Regions from separate parts of the Homo sapiens genome. Here regions 1, 2 and 4 are each linked to region 3. The links are chromatin contacts, found by Hi-C or POLR2A ChIA-PET in ENCODE. All regions are on one chromosome and are shown on one strand. The core of a region is the stretch at or near the end of the contact, and the rest is flanking DNA. Distances in the headings are between cores, read along the strand shown.

What was found. Hi-C counts contacts between places; a loop is a spot of excess contacts on that map. ChIA-PET counts read pairs that join two places held with the same protein, here RNA polymerase II (POLR2A). Pooled maps may share reads with other maps.
Region 1: a map of OCI-LY7 shows a loop between it and region 3 (4-fold over the local background). The contact joins the promoter of PDGFDDN here to the promoter of PDGFD in region 3. A Hi-C loop is called at or near these places in 2 of 168 maps with a recorded cell type or tissue (OCI-LY7 and endothelial cell of umbilical vein), 1 of 37 single-sample maps with no recorded cell type and 4 of 50 pooled maps. POLR2A ChIA-PET finds 5 or more read pairs at or near these places in 1 of 52 experiments (OCI-LY7).
Region 2: a loop to region 3 is called in a map of heart right ventricle, with 2.5 times the contacts of the local background. The contact joins the enhancer-like site here to the promoter of PDGFD in region 3. A Hi-C loop is called at or near these places in 4 of 168 maps with a recorded cell type or tissue (astrocyte of the cerebellum, cardiac septum, endothelial cell of umbilical vein and 1 more) and 4 of 50 pooled maps. POLR2A ChIA-PET finds 5 or more read pairs at or near these places in 1 of 52 experiments (A673).
Region 4: a loop to region 3 is called in a map of Ramos, with 2.2 times the contacts of the local background. The contact joins the enhancer-like site here to the promoter of PDGFD in region 3. A Hi-C loop is called at or near these places in 4 of 168 maps with a recorded cell type or tissue (Caco-2, OCI-LY7, Ramos and 1 more), 3 of 37 single-sample maps with no recorded cell type and 9 of 50 pooled maps. POLR2A ChIA-PET finds 5 or more read pairs at or near these places in 1 of 52 experiments (OCI-LY7).

The regions. Positions count from the first base shown.
Region 1 is chr11:103,905,379-103,908,288 of GRCh38, reverse strand. PDGFDDN (PDGFD downstream neighbor) reads left to right here and starts at 1,419. Exons shown (of 4, transcript XR_947960.3): 1 at 1,419-2,910. It overlaps PDGFD (platelet derived growth factor D), which reads left to right. Exons shown (of 7, transcript NM_025208.5): 7 at 1-1,100.
Region 2 is chr11:103,799,563-103,802,457 of GRCh38, reverse strand. No RefSeq gene overlaps it. Among named protein-coding and RNA genes, the nearest start is that of MIR4693, 49 kb to the left of the region's middle. Within about 2 kb of position 1,542, at least 5 of the 41 ENCODE cell types and tissues checked have a DNase peak (open chromatin) inside an H3K27ac peak, as active enhancers do; they include heart right ventricle, where a contact is called at or near this core.
Region 3 is chr11:104,162,460-104,165,414 of GRCh38, reverse strand. PDGFD (platelet derived growth factor D) reads left to right here and starts at 1,268. Exons shown (of 7, transcript NM_025208.5): 1 at 1,268-1,611. The coding sequence starts at 1,488.
Region 4 is chr11:103,869,371-103,872,172 of GRCh38, reverse strand. All of the region lies in intron 3 of PDGFDDN (PDGFD downstream neighbor), which reads left to right. Among named protein-coding and RNA genes, the nearest start is that of MIR4693, 21 kb to the right of the region's middle. Within about 2 kb of position 1,257, at least 5 of the 41 ENCODE cell types and tissues checked have a DNase peak (open chromatin) inside an H3K27ac peak, as active enhancers do.

The sequences.
Region 1 (2,910 bases), core at 170-2,669, 260 kb after region 3:
TTTAAAGGAGACTAACTCCAGGAGTAGGAAATGATTCATCATCCTCCAAAGCAAGAGGCTTAAGAGAGAAACACCGAAATTCAGATAGCTCAGGGACTGCTAACAGAGAACTACATTTTTCTTATTGCCTTGAAAGTTAAAAGGAAAGCAGATTTCTTCAGTGACTTTGTGGTCCTACTAACTACAACCAGTTTGGGTGACAGGGCTGGTAAAGTCCCAGTGTTAGATGAGTGACCTAAATATACTTAGATTTCTAAGTATGGTGCTCTCAGGTCCAAGTTCAACTATTCTTAAGCAGTGCAATTCTTCCCAGTTATTTGAGATGAAAGATCTCTGCTTATTGAAGATGTACCTTCTAAAACTTTCCTAAAAGTGTCTGATGTTTTTACTCAAGAGGGGAGTGGTAAAATTAAATACTCTATTGTTCAATTCTCTAAAATCCCAGAACACAATCAGAAATAGCTCAGGCAGACACTAATAATTAAGAACGCTCTTCCTCTTCATAACTGCTTTGCAAGTTTCCTGTGAAAACATCAGTTTCCTGTACCAAAGTCAAAATGAACGTTACATCACTCTAACCTGAACAGCTCACAATGTAGCTGTAAATATAAAAAATGAGAGTGTTCTACCCAGTTTTCAATAAACCTTCCAGGCTGCAATAACCAGCAAGGTTTTCAGTTAAAGCCCTATCTGCACTTTTTATTTATTAGCTGAAATGTAAGCAGGCATATTCACTCACTTTTCTTTGCCTTTCCTGAGAGTTTTATTAAAACTTCTCCCTTGGTTACCTGTTATCTTTTGCACTTCTAACATGTAGCCAATAAATCTATTTGATAGCCATCAAAGGAATAAAAAGCTGGCCGTACAAATTACATTTCAAAACAAACCCTAATAAATCCACATTTCCGCATGGCTCATTCACCTGGAATAATGCCTTTTATTGAATATGTTCTTATAGGGCAAAACACTTTCATAAGTAGAGTTTTTTATGTTTTTTGTCATATCGGTAACATGCAGCTTTTTCCTCTCATAGCATTTTCTATAGCGAATGTAATATGCCTCTTATCTTCATGAAAAATAAATATTGCTTTTGAACAAAACTACTCCATTATTTAGTACTCAATTGCAGTTTTAAAAGGTGTACACTGCTAAAAAAGAAAAAAAAAAAGAAAAGAAAACTTCCAGCTGGACGCGGGGGCTCAAGCCTGTAATCCTAGCACTTGGGGAGGCCGAGGGGGTGGATCACACGGAGATCGAGACCATCCTGGTCAACATGGCGAAACCCTGTCTCTACTAAAAATACAAAAATGAGCCAGGTGTGGTGGTGGGCGCCTTTAGTCCCAGCTACTCAGGAGATTGAGGCAGGAGAATCACTTGAACCGGGAGGCAGAGGTTGCAGTAAGCCGAGATCACGCCACTGCACTCCAGCCTGGGCTGCAGAACAAGACTCCTTTCAAAAAAAAAAAAAAGGAAAACTTTTTTTCACAAATGCATCAAACTGTTTGGAATGACAAGATTGAGTGATTTCTGAAGGCTTCATTTTATAATGCCCGAAAGAACAACACTTTGTTCCCCAATTACAGGCTTCTGTTCTGTCTTTGTCCTGCAGCTGCACAGTGGGGCAAGACTTGGGTTTGGTTTTGTTGCTGCTTTGTTGCTTCTTCATTTGACTGTTTCCCCATGAGTCTTATAATGAATTATGTTCTCCTCTGACATTGTTCCTCACCTAAGAAAATCCACAGCTGTCTCTTCCTTGAGGCCTGAAGTCAACAACATTACAACCTCATTTCCCTTTTATCCACCTCCTTTTCCCATCTGGGTGGACACCCCAGCCAACTAGTGATTCAGTGTTATCAGTTCAGACAGACCAGTTTAGGAGCTACACTCCTATATCATTTGCTTTGTAATTTGTGAAGAGGCACATAGCATAAAGAGAGCTCTTCTAGCTGCAATGCACATGCAAGAATTTTTGCTTTTGATTATAGCCTAATCTTTATATCATCCTGCTGGAGACAAAATAGCAGCTGCAGTGTTGAATGAAACTCTGCCATTTTAGTGGTTTTAGGTCATTTGGGGAATGGGAGTAAAGACCTGTATTCTGTGGCAAGAATTAATTTTACCATCAGAAATACTAGCTAGTGTGTGAGCATGGGAGAGGGATGGGGACAGGGTCGAATAATTCTGTGCCTAATAGCTAATTCAAGTAACTGGGGTTTTTAGGTAAAAAGTCATAATAGTAATATATATATGTATATATATGTGAATATATGTGTATATATGTATGTATATATGTTGCATTTTAATACAAAGACATTAAGAATTTTATTTCATTTCCTGAAATGTTCACATGTCCAGTTTTATTCTGAGAATAACTCAACAGATGTCTAAATTGTTGATACTCTCCTAGGTTCCTCATAGAATATTAAATTAAAATTCAATAGATTAGTATTCATGCCTGAAGTCCTAGGAAATATAATTTTGTTTATTGGCAGCCCTAGTCAAACATGCTAGAAGACAGAATATTTATAATTCACTGGTTTTATTGACATTCACTCAAATTCTGTTGTTTTTAAAGATCAAGTTAAAGACTACACAGACCTTCAAAACTTAGCATAGCACAACTGGGATATCTCTCAAATAAAATAGGCATCAACAAGGGATAAGCAACTAACCACTTAATGTAAGACTTTATGCTTGCTTTTCCAGTTATATTTCTGAATTTTGCAAACTAATTTGTGTCCTTTTTTTGAATAAATTTCATTTCTATAGAGATGTCTAAAAATTATTTAGCAGACTACATTAAAAGAGAGTGGAGCTAACTTCTTAACATAGGTTAATATACTCAGTGCAACAAGCTGTGGACCAAGAAATCTTCATTTTCTAGCAAAATCATTTGACTTTGTGATTATT
Region 2 (2,895 bases), core at 293-2,792, 360 kb after region 3:
AGAGTATAAGGAATCAGGAGGTGTTAATTAGCCTTTCGTGGCTCAGCTTCTTCATCTGTGAAACTGAGGTGATTCTTACAGTGTAGTGTGCAACAGAATCATCTGCAGAACTAAAAACAAAAAGAGCAGCTACTTGAGCTTCATAAATACCAAGTTAGAATAACTGCAGGTGAATTTCAAAAGAGCTCCATAGGCATGTCCACCCCACTGGTTAAGGACCACTGAACCATATTTTTCTCCAGGTTCCCTTTCACCTTTGAAATGCTATTGTTCCTCATAAATTTGTATATAATGTTTGTGGAAGATTAAATAGGCACAGTACATATTAAAATTTGTGAGACTTTTAACTTTTTTTAAATAGAAATTTATCCCAAAGAAATTAGGTAATGCACACAAACATGTGTAGTCCAGAATAATTATTCTTGATTATGAAAGCAAACCATTGAGACAACACCAACAATTAACAATAAGATCTTATTTATGAGATAAATTGTGGTATATCCCTAAAACAAGTTACAATTAGTCAATGAAAATTTAATTTTAAGAGACTAATTAATGATATGGAAAATGTTCATAATATATTTGTAAAATAAAAGCAAATTAAAAAATATATGCAAGTGTGGTTGTATATGGTTATAAGTGTGTGAAAATTTATGCTGAATGAAAGATGCTAGACACAAAAGAGTATACATGGTGTGACTCCACTTATGTAAAACTCTAAAAATGACAAATCCAATCTATAGTGGAAAAAAGAACAGTGGTTGCCTGAAACAAAGTAGACATTAGAACTGGACACAAGGCAACTTTTCGAAGTGATGGGAATGCTTTTTATTTTGGTCCTGATGGTGGTTACATGGGCATATAATTTGAAAACTTAAAGTGGGTACATTGTATGGTCTGAAAATTATTCTTCAATTAAAAATATATTTTCTTTCAACTATGTAAAAATGAATATCTAGAAAATTTTTTTGTATAAATACCTAAATTCTAAGCTGCTAAAACAAGTAAACTACTGAAACAAAATGAGGTGAACACTATTCCTTCCATTTTTTACAACTATATGTGCCTGTGCTTTTAAAAAAATACTGGACATATGTAAATATAAATACAAATGGTGGTTATTATGTTTGATGGTGGAATTAGAATTTTTATTATACTTTTCTATGGCTTTTTTTCAAAATTTCTAAAATGAACATGTTATAATTTTTACTAGAAGAAAATAATCATTTTTAAATGTCTGTTTAGAAGATGTTAAGCTGAACACAAAAGCACTGGAAGAACAGATGAACCAAGAGTTTCATTGTTAAGTTATTCTTATCTCTAATAAAATGTGACCTTTATTAAAAAGAAAAAAAAAAACCAGCAGCAGCAATAACAACGTGGGCGAAAAGTGACCGGGTGGGAATGTGCACTGGAGTTATTGAGGGAGCCAAATACACATTCAAAGCTCGTGGGCATGTGGGAATGTCTGTTTCCTTTCATTGAGATGGGCGGAATCTTGGCCAGTTGTAGCAGAATCTCTGGCCTATTTTTGTTCAAGAACTAAGGCCTGTTGCCTTCCCCAGCTGGCGCCCCCCTGTTGTCAGCCCACTGTACTCCAACGTTTCCTGGGTCTGTACAGAGCACAGGTCTGTACATCTCATAGCACAGGTCTGTAAATCCTACACCACAGCCAACTGTTCACAGTGCCCTGGGCAATGGGGAAAAAAAGAAAAGAAAAGAAACACCAGCACTAACCAAGGGACATGCCAGAGATAAAGGAAATGACACAGGCAGTTGCTCTGGAATAAATAAGCAGAGGGGAAAAATGTGGCTGGGAACCTCAACAAGGATGCAGGAGAGGAAGTAAACAAGCAAACAAAGCTCAAGGCTGAGATGTCCTGGAACAAAAGCCCAGCACCTAGGGGAGGATAAAAATCTCACCAGGACCACAGGAAATAGAGAACTTCCTTGGTAGAATCAACTTGACAAATATCCTACAGAGCCATCGATTGTGAAGTCCTGGTCAGCTCTCTGGGTCTGTTCGCTCCTGAAGAATGGGGTGGCTTAAATCCAGGTGGCTGCTTAACAGGATAAACTCAGAAGTGTCCAGACCTAGATGCCAAGTCTAGCACTCCCAGTTGTGATGTAGGGGGTACAATTCTCATAGAATACAAAGAAAGGTGTCCCCCTGGGGTGGCATACATGCTAAGGGTCACTTCCTAAACCTCATCCATAAAATGAGGTTAATCATACCTGCCTCAGATTCTGTAGTACAGGTCAATGACATGATTATGGATTACCCAGTTTCTCCGGGGCCCACTAACTTCTCGTCTAATTGAGATTGCAGTAATAGTTTTGTTGTCTTTTTCCCCTTCCTGTTAGGCTTTGTTAGGAGAATACTCAAGTCTGCTTACACTTAAATTTTTGGAGATTTTTCTAATGACTTAACGCTTTAGAATTTTATTTACTCTTCCCTCCTTTCCTAGAATCCAGACACGGCCTCATCAGATAAGACTAGAAACAGCTCCAGGTCAAAGACAACTCCTCTGTAGTTAGAATTATCACTTCCCTTCAGCCCCGATACTTGATTATCAGATCAAAACTCTGGTGTCCGACTCATCTTTCCTTAGAAGGAGTTCTTGGCTAAGAAACTTCTCAGCCTCTCATGTAAATGGGTTTCTGTTGGACACAAATTTTGGCTATAGGTGCAAGTTTGTTGAACAGTGCCTGCCTATTTCATACTAAGCTCTCAGGAAAAGGAAAAGTAGATCTCACTGTCCACTTGGAAATGATGGTCATGTGAATGAAAGACCAGGGTGAATGCTCTCTTCCCACAGACCAATCATCTTTTCAGATGTTTGAACCTACAAGGATCCTGAGAGATTTTAAGGGATGAGGGACTAAAAGAAAAGG
Region 3 (2,955 bases), core at 19-2,518:
CAACCATACAAATTAACAATTGCTACTCTTGCAAATAAATAAACTGAGTTTCGAAAGATCAGATGATTTGCTCAAGGGGACAAAGCCAGTGAGCAGCGAGTCTGGACTCATTCCTTTTCCAAATACAGTCCCCTCCCATGGGCAGACAGACACACGATGTAAACCAGAGGCAGCCCCTTTCAACTGCTGAGCTTCCAGACGCAGAGTAGGGAGAATCCCAAAAGCCTCAACGACCCATGCCTCTTCCTATGGACTGTGAAGGCAAGTGAGCACAGTGTTCTGCAACTTCTTCCCCTTGCTCAGTCTGTTCCTGCTCAACCCCACTCTGTCCTGTTGCCCTTTCCTGTGGAAGGGCTGGAGCTAGTGCATATAAAAACGCTCGTGAAGACTTCTTGCCCTTATTGTACACTGCACCACATGGCCCATCACGTCTACAGCCCTGTGTGATAGGTGGTTCATCTTGCTGCACCCTAGAAAAGGCATTTTGGTGTCCAATACTCTCTGGTACCAGGATGCCCTGACTCATCCTGGAGTTCGCGAAAAGTGAAAGCTACGCCATCCCTCCATCAGTCTCGACCTTTTCTCGGGCATTTTTGATAGATGGAGGGACTCAAGAGTAGCTTTCTCTGGGTGATATACTTTTATTTTTATTTTATTCCCTGAAAAGGTACCCTTGACTCACCCAAAGGTCACACTGATGGGAGCTCAAAGAAAAGCTCGGAATTAAGCTCCTTTGTGATTGTATTTTTTCACTATAAACAGTGAAATTTTAACTAAGTAGAGTCTCATTTTGGTTATTGTAAAATAAACACTCCCAACTCCAGTCCCTGTCCCCACATCCCACCACCATCAAGGCGGAGAGCTGTGGCTTGTGGGTGGATGTGCCAGTCACCTCTGAAGAAGTGCTGGGATTCTACCCTCTCCCACTTCCTCCTGGCGAGTTTGTTTCCTGAGCCCTTACAGGTCCAACCAGGAGGGTAAAGCCCAGGGCGGTGGGAAGAGTCCCGGCCGGCGATTAAACTGGGCATGCTCAGTGGCAGAGCAGGTTTAGGCCCGGCCTGGGAAACTGGGGAGCTGAGGTGCTCGCGCCGCCGCTCTGAGCCCGAGTGCGCGCCTCTCAGGGGCCGCGGCCGGGGCTGGAGAACGCTGCTGCTCCGCTCGCCTGCCCCGCTAGATTCGGCGCTGCCCGCCCCCTGCAGCCTGTGCTGCAGCTGCCGGCCACCGGAGGGGGCGAACAAACAAACGTCAACCTGTTGTTTGTCCCGTCACCATTTATCAGCTCAGCACCACAAGGAAGTGCGGCACCCACACGCGCTCGGAAAGTTCAGCATGCAGGAAGTTTGGGGAGAGCTCGGCGATTAGCACAGCGACCCGGGCCAGCGCAGGGCGAGCGCAGGCGGCGAGAGCGCAGGGCGGCGCGGCGTCGGTCCCGGGAGCAGAACCCGGCTTTTTCTTGGAGCGACGCTGTCTCTAGTCGCTGATCCCAAATGCACCGGCTCATCTTTGTCTACACTCTAATCTGCGCAAACTTTTGCAGCTGTCGGGACACTTCTGCAACCCCGCAGAGCGCATCCATCAAAGCTTTGCGCAACGCCAACCTCAGGCGAGATGGTAAGAGACTCATTTTATTTTTTAACTGAAAAAAAAATCATGTTTGCTATTGTTATTGTTCTTTCTATGTTTTTCCCCTTTCTTTTTGAATCTTGAATGTGAACTCGGGCTGAATGCATTGTTTGGGGAGGGAGGTCTCCTGCCTGTATCCAGTCCTGAGAGAGCTCCATTTCCGGAATGGGACTGAGAGGTGTGGGACGCGTGCTGATGGGGATAGGATAAGCCAGGTGGCTCACCTTGCTGCACCCTAGAGAAGTCATTTTGGTGTCCAAGCCTCTGGTACCAGGATGCGGTGCCTCATCCCGGAGTTGGCGAAAGTTGCAAGCTGCGCCGCCCCTTGGTCAGACTCAACCTTTCTTAGGCAATTTTGATAGGTGGAAGGAGTCAAGAGTAGCTTTCCCTGGGTGATAGACGTTTATTTAAATTTTATTTATTTATTTATTTATTTTTACGAGTGAGAGGAGAAATCGTGCGTTTCAATCTAGCAGTTATATCTGGAACAGTGACAATTTACTATTTATTTTCGGGAAATGGCAGTGTGCAGCCTATTGCCCTTTAGGTCCCCTAAGTGACTTTCCTATTGAAGTTCACCCTGACTCAGAAGCTCAGAGTGTAGGAGACCAAGGCTTCTGGGGTTTCATCAGTACCACAGGGGCACCAGGCTTCTGCTGCTAGTTTCCTTGCAGAAGCGGCTTCCAATTATCTACAAGGAGCACAGCTCCTGAAACAGCTGTCCTAAGCAAGGTCCCAAGCCAGCTTGTTTGTTTTCCTTTACTCTAGAGGACACCTGGGTCACTGGTTCCAGAGACCCTAAGCTGAGTTTATTTACTTTCTGGGGCCTCCACCTAAAACTGTAGCTGATGTTCCCAGCAAATTTTAGCTGTTCTGCCATGTACCTGAACTGACCCATAGGCTTTTGGATCTTGTTTTTTCCTACATCAGTATCTTTCTCTCCTGCTTGCTTAAAGTACTAACACATCTCCCAAGGAGACCATCAAGCAATTGTTGATGGCTTCACAGTTTCAGCTGACAGTATTTGACTGTCTTGGTAAATTCCTATTAGCCATCTTATCAGTTTCTTTCTTGGTATGTCCTTAATTTGGAATTTACTAAATGACTTTTGGACTTTGCAGGGAAACCAAAATTTCATTATGTTATCTGATGATGAGTAGACTATGGATATCAGTGTACTCGTCACCTGAAGTGGTGTAGATTTGTAGCAGGGGAAGCCACAGAGTCATCTTACTTTTTCATAGCGTTTTTATGTAAAAGATTCCAGCCGTGCATTTTTGGTAACTCTCTGTCTTAGTTAAAAGCACGTAATTTATTTATTTATTTATTTTT
Region 4 (2,802 bases), core at 8-2,507, 290 kb after region 3:
AATCCCTGAAACATATTTTATGCAATTTCCTGTGTTAAAATCTCCTGCCAGAGCTGTTAAACATAGTCTTGGAGATGAGATGTGTCCAGGTTGACCTCATTTTCCTTCCCTGTCCTTCCTGGGATGGAGACTCAAACCAATGCTCAAATGACCAAGGCTGGGAAACAGGAGGGAAGGCTGAGGGGAAGATGTTGGTGGAAAAAACTTTAATGACATACATGAGGGATTGAATAACTGAGGATTTGGGGGCTCCATTATATAAATTCTTAAAAGTCTAAGAGCAGGAATGAGAGGGATGAAAGGAGAAGGCATGAATGCGTGGCAGGGGCATTTAATTGATCCAGAATGGGATTTTGCACTTTATGTACATTTGATGCATGTTTGGTGAATAGATGACTGATTGATTGGCTGAATGAAGGATTAGAAATTGTTTAAACTCAACTGATCTTTCACACATATAGCATACCTTAACTTAAAGGAACAAGACCTGGAATCTTTATCTCTCAGTCACCCAAAAAGGGGTATCATGAACAGGAACTGTTTGAGGAACCTCTGTCAATTTTTGACAGTCTACCATCTAATCCCTCAGTCCTATTAGCACCTGATATCTCAGTAATCCCATGTTATGTGCAGCCTTTGAGTGAACAAGTAATCTTCTCACCAAGAAAAGGAATCTTAAGTTCAACCAATCTGACTCACTCTCCTACAACTGTGAATGGCATGAGGGTCTCACCACTGGTAGAGGTCAGTAGCAGTGCAACACCCTGTGTGTCCTACATTGTCTTTCTTGAACTGTCTGCTGCCAACTTCCAGAGCATCTTTAGCACATACACTTTCTTGGAGCTTTCAGTCCTTCGGCCAGTTTGCAGCCCTGACCCTGACCAGTCGACCCCCTTGCCATGGCCCTTTCAATGTAGGCAACATGCATCCCAGGCCTCAGGTTGCCTTGCCCGTGAGTGAGCTTGCACTCAACTCCTGTCTGCCCAGCCCCACCAACAGCCTTAGCCAGACCCACCCCAGAGGCTGTCTTCTGCTTGCCTAGTACAGTAGTCCCCACCCTTGGCTTCATCTGTGTTTCCACTTTCCAGGAATTCAGTGCTCAACTGTGTTCTGAAAACATTAAATGGAAAGTTCCAGAAATAATTCATAAATTTTAAATCACATGCTGTTCTGAGAAGTGTGATGAAATCTTGTGCTGTCCTGCTCTGTCCCACCCGGGACATGAATCACTCCTTTTTCCAGCATGTCCACGCTGTACACGCCACCCGCCTTTCGTTGCTTAGGAGCCATCTCAGTTATTAGATCAACTGTCTCAGTATTGCAGTGCTTGTGTTCTAGCCACCCTTATTTTACTTAGATGGGCCCAGAGCACAAATGTCATGTTACTAGCAATTCAGATATGCCAAAGGGAAGCAGTAAAATGCTTCCTTTTTTTGAAAAAGTGAAAGTTCTCAACTTGATAAGAAATAAAAAAATTATAGGTTGTAGTGTTACAATGGCCCCAGGGTACAAAAGTAGTGTTACTAGCAATTCAGATGTGCCAAAGAGAAGCAGTAAAATGCTTCCTTTGTATGAAAAAGTGAAAGTTCTCAACTTGATAAGAGATGAGAAAAAATTATAGGTTGAGGTTGCTAAGATGTATGGTAAGAACAAATCTTCTATTCATGAAATTGGGAAGAAGGAAAAAGAAACTCATGCTAGTTGCTATCCCACCTCAAACTGCAAAAGTTATAGCTACAGTGCATGTTAAGTACTAAATTACCAAGGAAAAGGCATTAAATCTGTGAGTGGAAAACATGAACAGAAACATGTTTGGATTGACAGCAGTCAGGTCTGGTACTACCTTCTGTTTCGGGTATCCACTGGGTGTCTTGGAAAGTATGCCCTGTAGACATGGGGTGACTGCTATACTGGAGTGGCTCAGAGATCTTCTCCAACAAATGAATTGAAACTGTACCTCAAAAGAGGTCTAAATCTCAGCTTAGGGAGGGGGCTTCCCTTCCAAATTTTGTCTTCTTCAGGTACTCTCCCTCAGACCTAGGGTATTCTTTAGAGTTCTTTTTATGTATTTATAGCGTCTCATAGTTACTCCTCTGTTATAGTGAATAATCCTCTATATTAAACTTTTCCTGTATGATTACTGTCTCCTAACTGAAAGTCAACTGATAAAGAATTGGTAGTGGAACTAGTTTCACAAAGATGGGATTCAGAAATTGTCAAGATATTACTTCCAAGATGAAAGAAGAGTTGATTCACTCCATGTCACCTACCATAAAAAAGAGGCATTTTGTTTGGTAGGCCTTCTTGTATTGTTTAGATCATGCACATGGGTTGAAGTGCAGGGCTGAGCTCCTTGACTATGGGGAATAGGATACTAGGAATCCATGGTATAAAGTGATATAGTAACTAATCAAGCTGTAACTTGTGGTTTACTGTGACGAAGAGCCAACTGAAACAAGCACCATAGGATCCAAAGTGGTTGCTGCACTTTACTTTTATGGCTAATGATGACTACAAGGACTATGATTTGAGATTGATTTTTTAAATGCACTTGAGTACTTACAAAAAAGAAAATGACATGCTCAGATTCTTCAACTTTTAGCTTAAGTGACTATCTGAGAACTAGAGAACTTCCGTGACAGCTTTGAAAGGATTTCCTTTTTCTTGTAGCCACAGTGCTAATATTGCTGAAAATAAAAAGCAACCATTTAGTTGCATGGACTGCTGAATTCCAAAAGTTAAATCCACAGTCTTGTCAAGTTTCCCAATGTGAAGTTGAAGACATTGATTAGAAAATGATGA